2 separate regions of the Mus musculus genome follow, and region 1 is linked to region 2. Evidence: chromatin loops called from intact Hi-C (ENCODE). Cell type or tissue: left cerebral cortex. All regions are shown on one strand.

Evidence for each region. A loop is a pair of places that touch in the nucleus more often than their neighbours do. Peaks named below come from ENCODE experiments on the same cell type or tissue, not always from the same donor. Only the 100,000 strongest peaks of a DNase experiment are listed, where the experiment ranks them.
Region 1: it touches region 2 in a loop (2.1-fold over the local background); 2 of 42 quality-filtered maps call a loop at or near these places.

The regions. Positions count from the first base shown.
Region 1 is chr2:57,358,322-57,366,321 of GRCm38, reverse strand. Gpd2 (glycerol phosphate dehydrogenase 2, mitochondrial) reads right to left here. Exons shown (of 17, transcript NM_010274.3): 14 at 2,179-2,291; 15 at 1,994-2,072; 16 at 1,719-1,817. Among named protein-coding and RNA genes, the nearest start is that of Gpd2, 120 kb to the right of the region's middle. In left cerebral cortex, a CTCF peak has its summit at 3,589 (motif pointing right); a DNase peak (open chromatin) is centred at 3,693.
Region 2 is chr2:57,225,727-57,233,726 of GRCm38, reverse strand. No RefSeq gene overlaps it. Among named protein-coding and RNA genes, the nearest start is that of Gm39813, 6.4 kb to the right of the region's middle. In left cerebral cortex, no CTCF peak of the experiment used is centred here; a DNase peak (open chromatin) is centred at 3,620.

The DNA of each region.
Region 1 (8,000 bases), 130 kb before region 2:
AACATTCAGATGTGGAAACATACTTTACATCGAGAACTATTTTACCTAAGGACTGCTGGCATTTAACAAGAGAACAGTTTTCTGACTGTTGTTTTCTCTCTGATGCTGGGAGAACCTTGGGACTTATCAGAGGTAACAACAGTCAGAGTGGGGCTCCTCTTCTCTCAGCCACTGACAGTGTTTCCTGTACCAACCTCAACAAGCTTAAAGTTTTCTATTAGGTATTACATGTATCCAAGAACCGTACTGCAAGAAAAAATAGTATCTAGGTGTGAACAGACCTCATAAGGACAAGAGCCAATGTGTTTTATAACTTGGAAACTATGCTGTGTTCTTGAAAGCATGAATGGTTGCTTTTATTTAGAACTGGACAGGAAATACTAATTTATTTTAAAACTCTACAGGAAAACCTGCAGGTGGTTTAAATTATTTTCTATGTGTATAATTCTACGACATTGAAGAAAATTACTTAAAACCCAAACCATACAACATACTCATTAAATTAGACTCCCATTGTCTCTAAAGCCCTGGGTTTTTTAGGTCTAAATGCTGCTGTTTGTTTGTAAAACACAAGAAATGAAGCATAAGCTATTTATTTAAAGAAGAGTTTTCTGAAATTCTAAGACAAGGAAGTGTTCTCCAGAAAAACTATTCAAAAAGAGGCTTTAAATGTTTCCTGTTAAAAGTCCTAACCATAAATCTCAAATTCCATTTGAAATTCGCATTCAGTTAAACAGTTAGTAGTTAAATAACTAAACACTCTTTTTTGTAATGCTGGACACAACCTGAGAAAATTTTCTGCATTTAGATTCAACAATGCTCTTATCTGCAGCTCATCTCCAGAGAGACAATTACCATTTCCTCTGCCTTGATCTTGTTTGTTTAACTTGACACAGTGAAGAAAGGGCTGACATTGACCAAAATCCCAGCATTAATTTATTTCATGTTCAGCATTCATCATTGCCATGGTGCAAGCAAGACCTGGCATTCATTTGAAATACCTGCCCAAGAAACACTACAGAAAAACCCGGGCTGCCTGAAACCAATGTGTTCTTCAAACGATCAGTCCCATGGACAGCTAGGAATACATTGCTAAAATCCTTTCCTTTACAGAACGATTAAGGGGTGATGTAGAGCATCTAGTGTGAGGTTACAGGAACAAAATGGATTTCCTTCATGGTTAGAAGGATTGAACAATTGGAGCCTTGGTTAGCTGACCACCAGACACGGAAATGTTTGAATTTGTGGTCTTGATCCTGGAGTTTAACTTCCTTCCCATTTACTTTTCTGCTTCTTCAAAGTATAAGAACTGACTAATTGTATTCTTAGGTGAGTATGATTATCCAATGAATAAAAAACTATGGGTTATAATTTCTCCCACACAACAGTGAACGGTGACTTTCCATACTAGAAGTACTCTGTTGCCTCTCGGCATAGGCAGCGGCGCAATCATAGCCCACGGCCTTGTTCTTTAATTATGCAATTCTGTACGCCACAATTAACTTGGATTTTATCTAAATTAGCCAATAAAACAGGTGCCTCTTATAAAAGCGGACAGACACAAACAGAACTCATCACTGAGGGCAGACAGATCAACTGCTCTGGCTAAGGCTATGTTTTCAGAATGAAGCGACTAACAGGTCGACTTAAGAATCCGTTCTCGGGATGAGGACAAGCAAAAGCAAGACCGCAGCGGCATCTGCCTCGTGACAACTCACCTGCAGAAACTCGTGCAGCTCAACCTGTCCATTTTTGTTCAAATCTACTTCGCAGAGAATTTCATGCAGTGTGTTTTCGTCCATTTGTACATTGATACTCTAGGCAGGGGAGCACAGAGAGGTGAGGGTTAAACTAAAAATTATGTGTAACTTCCTGATAATGTAGCTAGACTGTTCAACCCTTAAAATGCTACTTGGAAAACATGCAAACTAATATTAATTTTATATCTTTCTATACCAGAGAACTAATAATGGGGTGGGGGAGTATGTATCACCTCTAGGACACGCTGAACATCAACAATGGTAATGAAGCCTTTTTCATCTTCATCAAACTTGTGAAATCTCTTCTTGTACCTGCAACCCAAAATTGAATAATGGCAGATAGTCTTACATAAAAGAGTGGACAGGAAGAGGAGGAGGAGGCTATGGAAGGGGAGGACGGGAAGAGCATTGAAAGTACCTATCGATGTCTGAAGGCAGCAGGCTGATTTCAGTGCTATCTGTAAGTTGTTCTGTTCGAGACTTGTAGCCCATTTCATAGTACAGAAATCTCGTGGCTGTTTCAAGTTCTTCCTACAAAGGAGAAGGCACATGCACAAAGGTTGCAGATTAATAGGAGTTATTGACTCCCCCTGCCCCTTTTATCAGCAGAAACTGATTCTCATTGAATCAACATCCAGTTTTACTGACATTCCACCACTCCCTCTAGTTGGGCAACTTAAGACACAGTCTAATAACCACAGATACAAAACACTGTGACCTTAAACACTTGCTGTGTTCACCTGCATTTGTCTGGTTCTTCCTAAAGCTTTGGCTCTAGCTAGGCACACTCTTGTGGGGCTTGCGGTCAGTTCATCCTTTCTTAAATTTCATAGAGCATGTTTTTCACCTCTCTGATTGCTTCCCCACACCATCAGGATGCCCGTTCTACATGTATGTGGTACTACTGACTGCTTCCCCACACCATCAGGATGCCCATTCTACATGTGGTAACACACACCACAGCTTCTTTTTACTGTAGTTGCTCTTGTGTGGTGTTGACTATCAAATTCTACAAGAGCACATTTCCTAAAGCGTGGTGACAAGGAAAGCATATAAAAATGAACTCTATATGACTTGAGCAGCTACTCTAGCATGGCTGGCAGTGCCGGTGGTCAGCCATGCAGAAGTTCCGGCAAGGGCTTCTGACAGTCAATCAGCACAAAGCTGGCTATCCTCCACAGTCTGCTAGAGGCTCTCAGAATCTCAGGTCAGCATCTGCAACAAGCACTGCCCTTATATCCCATTTGTCACTCTCGCACCTAACTAACTCAGGTGACAATATTACAGTATATACTGTTTGCAAATCTCTCTTCACTGGTATAAATGTAATAAATAAATGGTATAAATCACACACACACCTACTTCCCACATCATGTATTCCTTAAACCTATTTTTATATGCTCTAGCCATGTGACTTACTTTGGCCAATAACATGACTGGTATAAGATAATCCACTTTTGAAATATGGCTTAAAGAGACTTCCTAGTTTTCTCTGCCTCTCTTGTTCCTGTTCCCTGAGAGCAAGCATGACTTAGACAGACATGGAGGAGAAGCATCAGATGCTGGCTGAGCTGGGTATGGTAGTGCACGCCTTTACTTCCAGTGCTCGGGGAAAGTCATGGAGGCAGAGGCAAGCAGATCTCTGTGAGTGACAGCATCTACATGTGGAGTTCCAGGACAGCAAGTGCTACATAAAGCATGTCTCAAATTCAAAAACAAACAAAAATCTCTGCCTGTGTTAAGCCACTGAGAAGGGTTTTTAAGATTCATTTCTATTATATTTTAATTATGCCTATATATGTATGTGCGCATGTGGGGTGCCCATGGCATCCAGCAGAGGGCATCAGATTCCCTGGGGCTGGAGTTTCACGAGTGGTGAGAGTGGTGAGTTGCACAGTGTGGGTGTGAAGCAGTCAGTAAGAGCTGCAAGCCCTCTTAATGACTGAGTCATCTCTAACAGCCTAAGCCACGGAGATGGGTGCCATGCACCATCACCAAGCAATAGCCAATGCATATCTTAAATTCCCAACTTCACAGGCCCCATGTGGTGAATGTGAAACTGAAATGACCATCGACGGAGGCTGGGGAACACAAAGCACTGTGCACACCGTGGCAGCGGCAAGGCTTGGCATTCTGTTTTCTTAGACAGAACGATTTTTGAGAGTATTCCTTTCCACCTCCTTTCTCTTCAAAAATAGATGCAGCAGAAGAAATGAAACCTCATGAATGCTGCATAATACTGAATGTAAAACTAAACAAGTGTGTCTACATCTACTTTTCTGTGATTAAATAAAACTCGAACTCTCAATCTCCAGTGATATTCTTCACTGCAGACTTCTCTCTTTACATGAGAAAATCCACCAGTCACGGCTTTAAAATGGATTGTCTTGTTCAATGACTCCTTTCCGGCTACTTTCTATAAACTATTCTAAAAGTCATGTCCTTGGACATGCTGCCTCTGAGCCTTCCCTCCAATGACAATCTCTTACGTAATGCATATTCTTTCACTGCCTATGAAGTTTATTCACCCTCTACCAAATAATTGTGATGTTTCAGAGGAGGAGGAAATCTGTCCATCCACGTCACAATGTAGCTTCTTCCTAAGTGTGTTTCCATTATGGACTGCCTGAGCCATGTATCTAAATCACACTGCTACTTGTAATATGCCTATTAAGACATTTTAGGTTGAGATTAGATATAATCTCCAATTCTTCCAACTTACTTGGGATGACCAGGACGTTGCTACAGTAGAGCCATCCGAATCGTAGGTTACACACTGAAAGCAACGTCAAGTACTTTACCCCTTAGAGATTTGTTAGTCAAGAGCTTCAACAGAGGCGTGACTTCAAAGCCCTATGTCATTTGGATGTTTTCTTCCAGACCAATTGTCAGAAAACAAACAAGCAAACAAACAAACGCCATGCTCCTACAGAGATAAAGTACCTACAAAGGAGTAATATCTTTCTAGTTATGTGAGCTATCAAATAAAGAATACATTAGAGTAGGGGACAATCATGATCCACTGTAAATTGATTGGCAGTCATAGTCAACTAAAGCTACTCTTTTTCATGCCTGTTATATTGCTAAGCCTGTCAGACTTAGCTTGAATGAATGAAGTTCGTCTACCCCAGTACAAGGTTTATCATTTGTCTCTATAAAAACTCTCCTGGTACACTGGTGGCTATTGTTTTAGCTTATTATCAGAAATGCACTTGCTCCTATGCTTATTGGCACACCAAGAAAGCACAGCATCAGCCCTGTAATGTAAACGCTTGAACCAAACTAGACTAGGTCGAGGGGACAGAGCGCTGTAACCTGCTATCATAAGACCCCTTCAGAGGTCAAAATTGGTGATTTGCAAAAAAAGATTCATGGGGCTGTATGAAATACAGTATATATCACTTCTATAGCATTCTCTTGATCCTTACTGCAATGCAAAAAGGACATGTATGAAAAAAAATTTTTTTTTCCTTAGGGGCCCCTTATTTGCATGAATAGCCTACACTTCTTGCTAAATTATAAGAAACATAGTGAACATAATAAAAATTAATGAGCTCAATTAAGAAAAACAGCCAGGATCAATGTGAAGACCATTCCTAGGTCACAAAGACATATTTTGCTTTCTGCTCTTTAAAACTGGTATTGCACTTGCCTCCTTCTGTTTTTCTAGTCTTTTTTCTATCAGGTTAATTTAGGGATCACAGAAAAGAAAAAATCCTAACAGCAAGTTCCCTGACTGGAACAAAATTGGTGAGGAGTCACCTCCTATCTGACTATGTCTTCTATCTGATTGAAAACTGAAACTCAAGGACTCACAATGAAAATCAAGATGTACCTCATATGAAAATTACGAAGTCTCCCTGTCTCTCTTCTAGACAGCATTTCCCTAAATATGTTCTGAGTGACGCTCATGCCCTTTCCTGCTCGGCCCTCCTAAAAAGCAAGCTTCATCTGAGGTCTCCAAGGGAATTTCTCTGTTGAAACTTACCATACACATAGCATTGCAAACGTTTCAAATCATCTGAAGTGAAGTGAAAGCTTCCCGTATTCATTGAACACAAAAATCTCCCTGTTTGCCATCTTCTCGCACACAGTCATTCCTGCCCGGGTGTGCAGAGTTTGGAGATGGCCCTTTCCTTCATGCCCTTTCCAGCTCCTCAGTCATTCCCCGACTCCCCACACAGCCCTGGTCTGACTCCTTTATGTTTCTCTATCAGTTGACTTTCAGTCTCAACCAACCACTTCTCTAAATATATCTGTAAACTTTGAAGACAAGCATGCATTTCTGACACATATGTGCATTGTATCCACACAGAGAGGAAGGTCCATGGAACTCTGAGCTATTTATTATTCTCTACACTGTTTGGTAGCGTGCTCCGTATACGGGCCACTCATTGGGTATTGACCGTGGAAACAACACAATTCATCTATGCAGAGTTATTAATCACCCTGCTCCTCTTTCACTTTTGCAGGTTAAATAATCCCAATGCTTTTAACCTTTTCTCAGAAGTACAACTTTCTAACCTTTTCCTTCTTGTTTCCCTCTCTTTTGTACTCTCCAGACCATCCACTGTCCTCATTAAGCTCCTGGGTCTCAGAAGGTGAATAATTCCTTTAGCTGTTTAGTTTTGTTACTTTCTAGAGGTTAGGAGTACTTCCTAAGAACATCCGCCTACTCATAAAGTTTGCAATCAAGTTAAATCTTGGTAACCCAGCACAACTGGGTTTTAGAATGTTCTCTTTCTTCCTACCTCCTAGCACAAAAGATTACTTATAAAAACATGCTCTGGATCCTCTACACAGAAAAAAAAAAAAAAAAAAAAAAAAAAAAAAGCTACGCATTCTTGTGCTGTCTTCATGAAGAGGTAAAACCCAAAACCTGGAAGAGTTATTTCTAAGCCAGTACAGAGGCAGCAAGAAGGGGGCCAAGGGACAGGTTGTAGATGCAGCTCCACGATCTACTGCTTCTAGATCTGTTTCCTCAACTATAAAATTTGGGTGGAGGCCGCCATTCCCTTCACAGCTGGGCACTAGCACATGACTAAACTCAGCTCTCAGAGCCTGGGCTGTCCATTGGGATGCTTATCAATACTCCAAAGACAGGGCTCCTCTTGACACAGACAATGAGGACATCAAGGCACTGACCACAGATTTCTACCACAATTCACTGAAGAATATGACGTTAGAATCACTACAGCAGAATTTTTAAAACATAGGGCCACTCACTCACTATGCCCTTGAAGAATGTAATAAAGTTAAGCCTCTAAAATGTCCCTTTCACTCATATTGCCCAGGAATTCCATCTTTAGGAATCTATGAACACTTGAAGGTTAGGCTAGTGCCCAACACTCATCTGCACTATACGTGACAAGACGCCCAATAATACTCATTTACTACATACACATGTGAATATGCCAAGGAGCTCTCTGTCCATGAACCATAGAAAGAGGTTTAGAGCTGATGGTACCTTGACCTTGGACTTCATATTAGAAACTGAAGGGATTAATTTGAGAATTAAATGTTGGCTATTTGAAGCAGTCTGACGTACTATTAGCCTCTGAGTCACAATGCCCTCTTAGTCTTATGACACTGCCCAACCTAAGCCACTCCTTTCTATGTCTTCTATATCCTTCCTTATCGTTCCAGGCTCTAAACTTTGAAGTGTTCCTAGACTAGTTCCAGGGCCACTTTCCTCGCCTACCAGTATTCAGTGCCCTCCCCGTGTCCCCACGACTAATATAATGTCTCAAAAGCCAACTGTAAAATGTACATTCTGCTAAGGCCTCTGGACACATCCAGTGACAGTCTGGATTATGTTCTCATATAATTTCCAAAGTTGTTAAGATGGAAACACTGTCTTACTTGGCGAGAAGCCAGTACAGTGCATTAGACACACCAGGAGTCTACACCAAGGTAACAATAATGAATGCAATAAGAAAGGGTGACACTCCACCCTGATTTGGATGATAACAGTGACATTTGGAGAGGCTTTGGTTGGAGAGTGAGTGAACATACAATATGATGTTAAAGTGGAGATCTAAGCACTGAGGGGCAGTGAGTAAGCTGTTATGACATGGAAAAGACTCTAGGGACAGTACTTGATGAAGCTATGAAGTGACTGAAAAGAAACATTCTTTCTGAATGTAAAACAGTGGTCAAGGCAGGCATGGTGTGTAGTCTTGGCTGTCCTGAAACTCATTATGCAGACCAGGCTGGCCTTGAACTCAGAGATCCACCTGC
Region 2 (8,000 bases):
ACCTGCATGCCACCACGCTTCCTGTCCTAATGACAATGGATTAAATCTCTGAACTGTAAACTCTAATTAAGACAGAGGTTTATCACAGACTCGATGTACCAGAGTTGGGGAGTAACCAGGGGAGCCCCTGCCCCCCCCCCCACCTGCTCAGAGGAGAGGGGGGAGGGGATGGGAGAAGAGTTGTGGGAGGGGGTGTTAGGGAGGGGCCAGTAATCAGGACATAAAGTGAATAAGTAAAGAATAAATAGGTAAGTAATAAAACAAATTTAATTAATTAATTTTAAAAAGACAGAGGCTTAAGTGAGGCAGGAAAACCACCCCTGCTGTAGGAAGAAGCGTCCGTCTGCAGAATGGAGGAGGAAAGTGAGCTGAGCACCAGCATTGCTGTCAGCTTCCTGCTGGGACAGCAGCCCAGCTCCTGCTGTCTCAGCCAGAGGGGCTCACACTGCTGTGCCTCCCCACCCCACCCCACCCCCGACGGACTATGCTCAACCTGTGAGCCAGAACACCCTTCTTCCATCCTGAAGTTACTGTTGTCAAATATTTTGCCACCGTAACAGAAAAGTGTCTAGCACATTCAGTCCTCCACTCGAAGCCTTCACAGGGGAGTGAAGAAAGAGCTAGTGATCTCAACAAAAGCCGCTTTGCAATCCCTGTACCATAACACGGACAACCACTGGCATCACGGCCCATCATGCTATCTACAGTCATGTTAATGTAGGGACAGCTGTGCAACCCCCAGAAACTGCCTTTTCTTTTTACATTAACCAAAAGCAAACAAAGCTGTCAGTCACTCAGATTCCCTCTAAGTTTTCTAGAAGATTCTTTCATGCATTCTGTCTGTTTGCTTTGGTTTGGTTGGTTGGTTGGTTTGTTTGTTTGTTTGTCACAGTGCAGGGAACAGAACCCAAGACATCCACTGCATTGGCTGTGGACAACTGCATTAGATCCTGTACATTTCTTGAGAACCAAATTCTCCCCTTACTACACATGTTCATACAACTTATGAAATATTAAGGAGAAAGAAATATAAATAGGAAGAGCCACGAATGCTATTGCTCTTCCAACTTTTGTTTTACAAATGAGAAACTGAAAGCCCACAGTTAAACTTAAATAACTTCCTTAAGGTCGCGTAGTTAGCTAAACAAAGAAATAAGAGAAAAATGGGGAAACGACATAATCTCTGACGCACTTTCATGCAAAGTCTTCACCCATGATCTAGTTCTGTACCTGCCAGAGCTCTGGTGTCCTCATCAGGGAGCGATGCTAATAAGGCCCAGTCATGTGATTTACTTATACCGAACACTACTCTTCAGCAAAATGCACACACTCTTTACTTTCGTTTATTTCTTTAATATCATTGCCATTATTATTATTATTATTGTTGTTGTTATTATTATTATTATAACGATACAGTACTGGCAGTACTAGTGATGGAACCTAGAGCATTATGGTTTGCCCCAAGTGCTTCTCCTGTGAGCTGTAGCCCTAGCTTTACAGATAGATTTCTGTTGTTGTTTTTATCTGTTTGTTCTCTTTTTTCCCCCCTTTGGTTTTTCGAGACAGGCTTTCTCTGAGTAGCCCTGGCTGTCCTGGAACTCACTTTGTAGACAAAGCTGGCCTCGAACTCAGAAATCCACCTGCCTCTGCCTCTCGAGTGCTGGGATTAAAGGCGTGTGCCACCACTGCCCAGCCTGTTTTCATTTTCTTGTTCCTTCTCATTTTCTGGCTAGTTCTGTCTTCATCTGTGTCTATGCTCTCTCTATAACCTGTCTCTGTAAATCTGTCCTGGTAAAACTGCTATGCACATATACCACCCACACCTCCACCTTTCTCTTTCTGTCTCTGTCTCTGCTCTTTTGTAGCCTCTCATCCTCTCCTGTTCTCAAATGAGTTGGATATATCCTATATCTCTGACTCATCTGTCAAATCTTTCTTTGATTCGTCACATCTGCCCCTCAATTAGATGTCACTTTCCAATATGGCTGCTTCCTTTTACAAACTAATTTTACCTTAAAGGTGTATACTAAGGGTGTGTCTGCATTCCAGCCAGAGAGATTAAAGGTGTGTCGTGAGTCTGCATTATTCCAGCCAGAACGCACAGTATTCCAAGGTGTGTCTGCATTCCAGCTGGATCACACAGACGTAGAAGGTCTTTGGATATGATCCCTTGCAAGAGCAGCCATGTTGCTGGATTAAAATTCCTCTACACTTTCTGAGTCAAGTTCTCACGATGTAGCCCTGATTAACCAGGAACTCTTTGAAGACCAAAGTGGCTTTGAATTCACAGAAGTATGTATACCTCTGCCTTTCCAATACTGGGATAAAAGTGTGTACCATTACACCCAGCAAATAATCTTTAAATCTTACGTTAACTTTGTGGATTTTGTTTGTTTGTTTGTTTAGTTTGCTTTGGTTGTAATAAATGAGTAAACTGTAGACAACATGCCAACACAACCCAAAGAGCAAATGACCAAGACAAGATTGAGTGTGATAATGTCTGTAAAACACTAGAAAAGCCAGAAAAAATTTGTGGGCCTTTTTTTGTGTGTGTGTGACTCAGAATTCCCAATACTAACCTACAGTCATTCTGATTCTTCCCCCCCCCCCCCCCCCATTATTGCTGGTTTTGGTAGTGGTATCGGTGTGTGCTTGTGTGCGTGCGTGCGTGTGTGTGTGTGTGTGTGTGTGTGTGTGTGTGTGTGTGCCCGTGTGAATGGTGGAAAGTGTACATCATAGGATTGTGTGGTATCAGAGGACATCTTTGTAGAGCAGTGTGTCTTCCACCTTTAGGTAAGTTCTGGGCAACCAATTCCAGTGTGAAAGCTGTGAAACAACGACCTTTCTGGCCTGATCCATTTTCCTAGCCCTCATTCTGATACTTGGTTGAGCATCCGGTCAAAACCCTCTGTCCTGAGGCTCCCTCTGTATGTTCACCTCTGACTTCCATGCCTTGCTTAGTGTATTTTAACTCATATATACTTATAACCTTGCCCATTATGTGTAGTAATTGAAAACACCAAGAAGCTAACTAAAAACTAAATAAAGACAAGTTTACTACTCACAAATGCAAAAATGATAAAGTATTGCTGAATGGCTAGCAGGGAAATGTTAACTCCTTCAGCAGGATGGGGGACAGTCTTGGAGACCCCAAGATTCAAAGAGCTCAGTTAGCAAGTTCCCACCTACCTGTTACCTGGATTCTTAACAGTGGGGTTATAGACATCTAGAATATCCAACAGAAGATCTCCCCATGTCAATGCCTCACAGAGTTAGGATCAAGAATGAAATGAAAATATATGATCCTTGAAAAGATGAAATAAAATACTAAATATATTTTAAGACGGGTACTTGCGGTTTTATGCCCACTTTATAGGAATCTGGGAAAGTGTTCTTAAAATAAAAGTTTAAAGCATCAATATAACATGGTACCAAGAAATTTGCTTCAATTTGGAGGTCTTGGGGTGTGGGGAGGGGAAGAAACTGTGTTCTCCTCTCCTGGACAGGTCCAAGCCCGGTTTCTCTTTCTCAGAGCAGCACTGAAAACAAGCCTTTTCAAATGCCAATGAGCTACCCTGCATCTTGTTTTCTCTGGAACACAGCCTTCAACTTTAATAGCTCCAGGAAGCTGGTGAGTAAGCAGAAATGCCCCAGGAAATTCATACAGAGAGCTGGGTGAAGCAGTCACTGAAATGGAGAATTGGTCTCTAAGCAAAGTCAGTTGCCATCCCTTCGAATCCGGTAACTGAGCCTGGGGCAAGCTGCCCTGGAAACTGGAGATTCCTGCAGTTCTGCATTGGAAGACCTTAAGTCACCTGGAGATCATTTAAAACTCAGTAGTAATAGGTTTAACATAAACCTGATCACCCCACTGTAAAATGAGAGCCTGGAGTCTACACACTCAGTGCTAGACTGCAGGCATAGCAGAAGACCAGTGCCAAGAAAAATGTAATTCCATGCTTGCTTGCTTGACTGATTGATTGATTGATCCTGATAGCAAGCATAAATTAGAAACAAGCAAGAGTGATCTCTTTGTATGATTACCTTAAAAAAATAGACTGGGGCTGGCGAGATGGCTCAGTGGGTAAGAGCACCCGACTGCTCTTCCAAAGGTTCAGAGTTCAAATCCCAGCAACCACATGGTGGCTCACAACCATCCATAACGAGATCTGACTCCCTCTTCTGGAGTGTCTGAAGACAGCTACAATGTACTTACATATAATAAATAAATAAGTCTTTAAAAAAAAAATAGACTGTTGAAATAGACAAATCAAAAAAACCCTGAGATTACACCTCACACCAGTCAGAATGGCTAAGATCAAAAATTCTGCCGGGCAGTGGTGGCTCACGCCTTGAATCCCACCTGCCTTGGGAGGCAGAGGCAGGTGGATTTCTGAGTTCGAGGCCAGCCTGGTCTACACAGAGAAACCCTGTCCAGAAGGGGAAAAAAAAAAAATCAGGTCGCAGCAGATGCTCGCGAGGATGTGGAGAAAGAGGAACACTCCTCCATTGCTGGTGGGATTGCAAGCTGGTACAAACACTCTGGAAATCAGTTTGGTGGTTCCTCAGAAAATTGGATATAGTACTACTGGAAGATCCAGCAATACCTCTCCTGGGAATATACCCAGAAGATGTTCCAACTGGTAATAAGGACACATGCTCCACTGTGTCCCAGACATTGGACGGTTGGAGATTGACTTTTGCTTTTGATTGTGACTGTGCCCTGATATTTTCCCTCTTGAAGGAAGTAACTGTTTTAGTGGAGCCCACAATTAAAGAGACTTTTAATTGTAAAAAGACTTAGAATTTTAAGAGATTGAAATTTTAAGAATATGTAAAGACTGTGGGACTTTTAAAGTTATTTAGATCTCAGCCTTATTTATAAGAGCCAGAAGTTGGAAACAACCCAGATATCTCTCAAAAGAAGAATGGATACAGAAAATGTGGTACATTTACACAATGGTGTACTACTCAGCTATTAGAAACAATGAATTTATGAAATTCTTAAGCAAATGGTTGTATCTGGAAGATATCCTTAGTGAGGTAACCCAATCACAAAAGAACACACATGATATTCACTCACTGATAAGTTGATATTAGCTCAGAAACTTAGAATACCCAAGATACAACTTGCAAAACACATGAAACTCAAGAAGAAAGAAGACCAAAGTGTGGATACTTCATTCCTTCTTAGAATGGGAAACAAAATACCCATGGAAGGAGTTACAGAGACAAAGTTCGGAGCAGAGCCTGAAGGAATGACCACCCAGAGACTGCCCCACTTGGGGATCCACCCCATAAACAACCGCCAAACCCAGGCACTAGGCAGATGCCAGCAGAGCCTGCTGACAGGAGCCTGATATAGGTGTCTCCTGTGAGGCTCTGCCAGTGCCTGGCAAATACAGAAGTGGATGCTCACAGTCATCCATTGGATGGAGCACAAGGTCCCCAATGAAGGAGCCAGAGAAATACCCAGGGAGCTGAAGGGGGCTGAAGCCCCATGGAAGGAACATCAATATGAACTAACCAGTACCTCTAGAGCTCCTTGGAACTATACCACCAATCAAAGAAAGCACATGGTGGAACTTGTGGCTCTAGCTGTATGTGTAGCAGAGGATGGCCTAGTCGGCCATCAATGGGAGGAGAGGCCCTTGGTCCTGTGAAGGCTCTTTGCCCCAGTATAAGGGAATGCCAGGGCCAGGAATGGGAGTGAGTGGGTCGGGGAGCAGGGGGAGGAGGGAGGGGACAGGGGATTTTAAGAGGGAAAACTAGGAAAGTAGATAACATTTGAAATGTAATTAAAGAAAATATCTAATAAAAAATTTTAAAGAAAGAAAGAAAGAAAGAAAGAAAGAAAGAAAGAAAGAAAGAAAGAAAGAAAGAAAGAAAGAAAGAAAGAAAGAGAAAAAGACTGTTTGGGGGGCAGATTTCTATTAGGCAAGCTTGATCTACATAGTGCCATAGTTCCAGGGCAATATAGTGAGAACCTGTCCCAATGCGCGAGTGTGCACGCACACACACACACACACACACACCAGGGGGTGGGGGAGGAGAGAAGATCACTGAGTTTAGGAGCTTTGAAACAGGCAGGCTCTGACCTAATTTCAACCAAGCCAAGATGAAAGCATTCTGCACACAGGGAGCACATGCCAGAGGCTAGCAGGTGCTGTGTCCTCAGCAAACACATTAGCTTCCAAACCTCTTCCTCATTCCTCCTCTATCAGCAAAATCATCATCATTATCAGAGGCTCACATGGAAGGCCCAAAGGTAGAGAGCCTTGCTTCTGTTATCTGGGAATTACAAATTGAAGCTTCTCTCTCTCTTCCTTCCTTCCTTTCTTCCTTCCTCTCTTTGTTTCTCGCCCTCCCTTCCCCTGCTTTTTTTTTTTTTTTTTGAGACAGAGATTCTCTGTGCAGCCCTGACTATCCTACAGTTTGATCTTTAAACCAGTCTGACCTCAAACCCAGAGATCCACCTGCCTCTGCCTCCTAATGCTGGGTTTAAAGGTGTGCGCCACTCCCCATCACCCTCTATCCAGAAGCAAAGTTTTCAAGGAACTCTGTGCAGAGTGTACAAGACAGTAAGACAGAAGAACACCCTGTAACAGCCATCAAGGAGAAACCGCAGTTTAATGGATGGCTGTTTGGTTTGCTTGTTTGGATTTTGGGTTACTGGAGACTAAATTTCTGCCACTTCTGCTTTTGTGCCTTTTGGGGGTTTTTATTTATATATGAGAAGAAACATGGAAGTTTTTGAGACTGGTTTATGTTGTTTCATATGGCGATCATCCATTCCTTCAATCTTCCTGCAAAGCACAACTTCTAATTTGTCTTTGTAGCGGCGTAACAGCCTACGTATGTGTGCAACATATGTATACATCACTCCACAGTCCACTTTTCCACCCCTGTGCTCCATACAGATACAGTGTTTTAACACTGGGTTTTCCTCTGTAGCCTAGGCTAGCCTTAAACTCACAACCACCCTCCAGGTCACCTTTCTCGGTGCTGAGACTACACACTGTGCTGCCATGCCTGGCTGCTCCTGCTCTTGTGTCAGGTGAAAAGCTTCGTCTTCAGACTAGTGAGAGGCGAAGGCAAGCTCTTAGCTGAGTGTGGTGGCAGACACACCTATAAGCCAAAACCCAGAGGGATCTGTTGAGTTCAAGGTCAACCTGGCTAGAAGATGAAGTCCTAAATAAATAAATAAATGATTTAAGAGCTCCTGTGGCCGGGTAGTGGTAGCACATGCTTTTAATCCCAGCACTTGGAAGGCAGAAGCAGGTGGATTTCTGTAGCCAGTCTGCTCTACTGAGTGAGTTCCAGAACAGCCAGGGCTACACAGAAAAACCCTGTCTCGAAAAACCAAAAAAGAAAAAAGAAAAAAAAAAAAGAAAGAAAGAAAAGGAAAGGAAAGGAAAGGAAAGGAAAGGAAAGGAAAGGAAAGGAAAGGAAAGGAAAGGAAAGGAAAGAAAAAAGAGCTCCTGCGTACTACTAGAGAGAATACGTGATCTCTCAGACTCTGTCCTAATCTCTGAAACCTGTTGATTGGTCTCGGTAGGGAAAAGAACTTTGCAAACTTGGTTAAGTACTTGAGACACAGAGAAGTTGTTACCAGTGTCAGCCCTAATTATAAAGCACGTGTGCTTTCCTTAACTCTGTTGTATTTATTGCTTGTGTTTGTGTGTGTGCCTCAGTGTGTGCTACACTCTCATGCCACCATCCACTCATGGGGGCCAGACAACAGCACTGTGGGGTAGATTCCTGCCTTCTACCTTCATGTGTGCCCCAAGGACTGAATTGGGTCATCAGGACTAGGCTGACTGATTGTCTCAGCAGTCTTCGAATGATTTTTCGTTTATTTGCTTGTTTGCTTATTTTTGTCTTTCTTTTTTTCTTTTTTTTCTTTTTTTTTTTTTTTTTTTTTTTGGTTTTTCAAGACAGGGTTTCTCTGTATAGTCTTGGCTGTCCTGGAACTCACTTTGTAGACCAGGCTGGCCTGG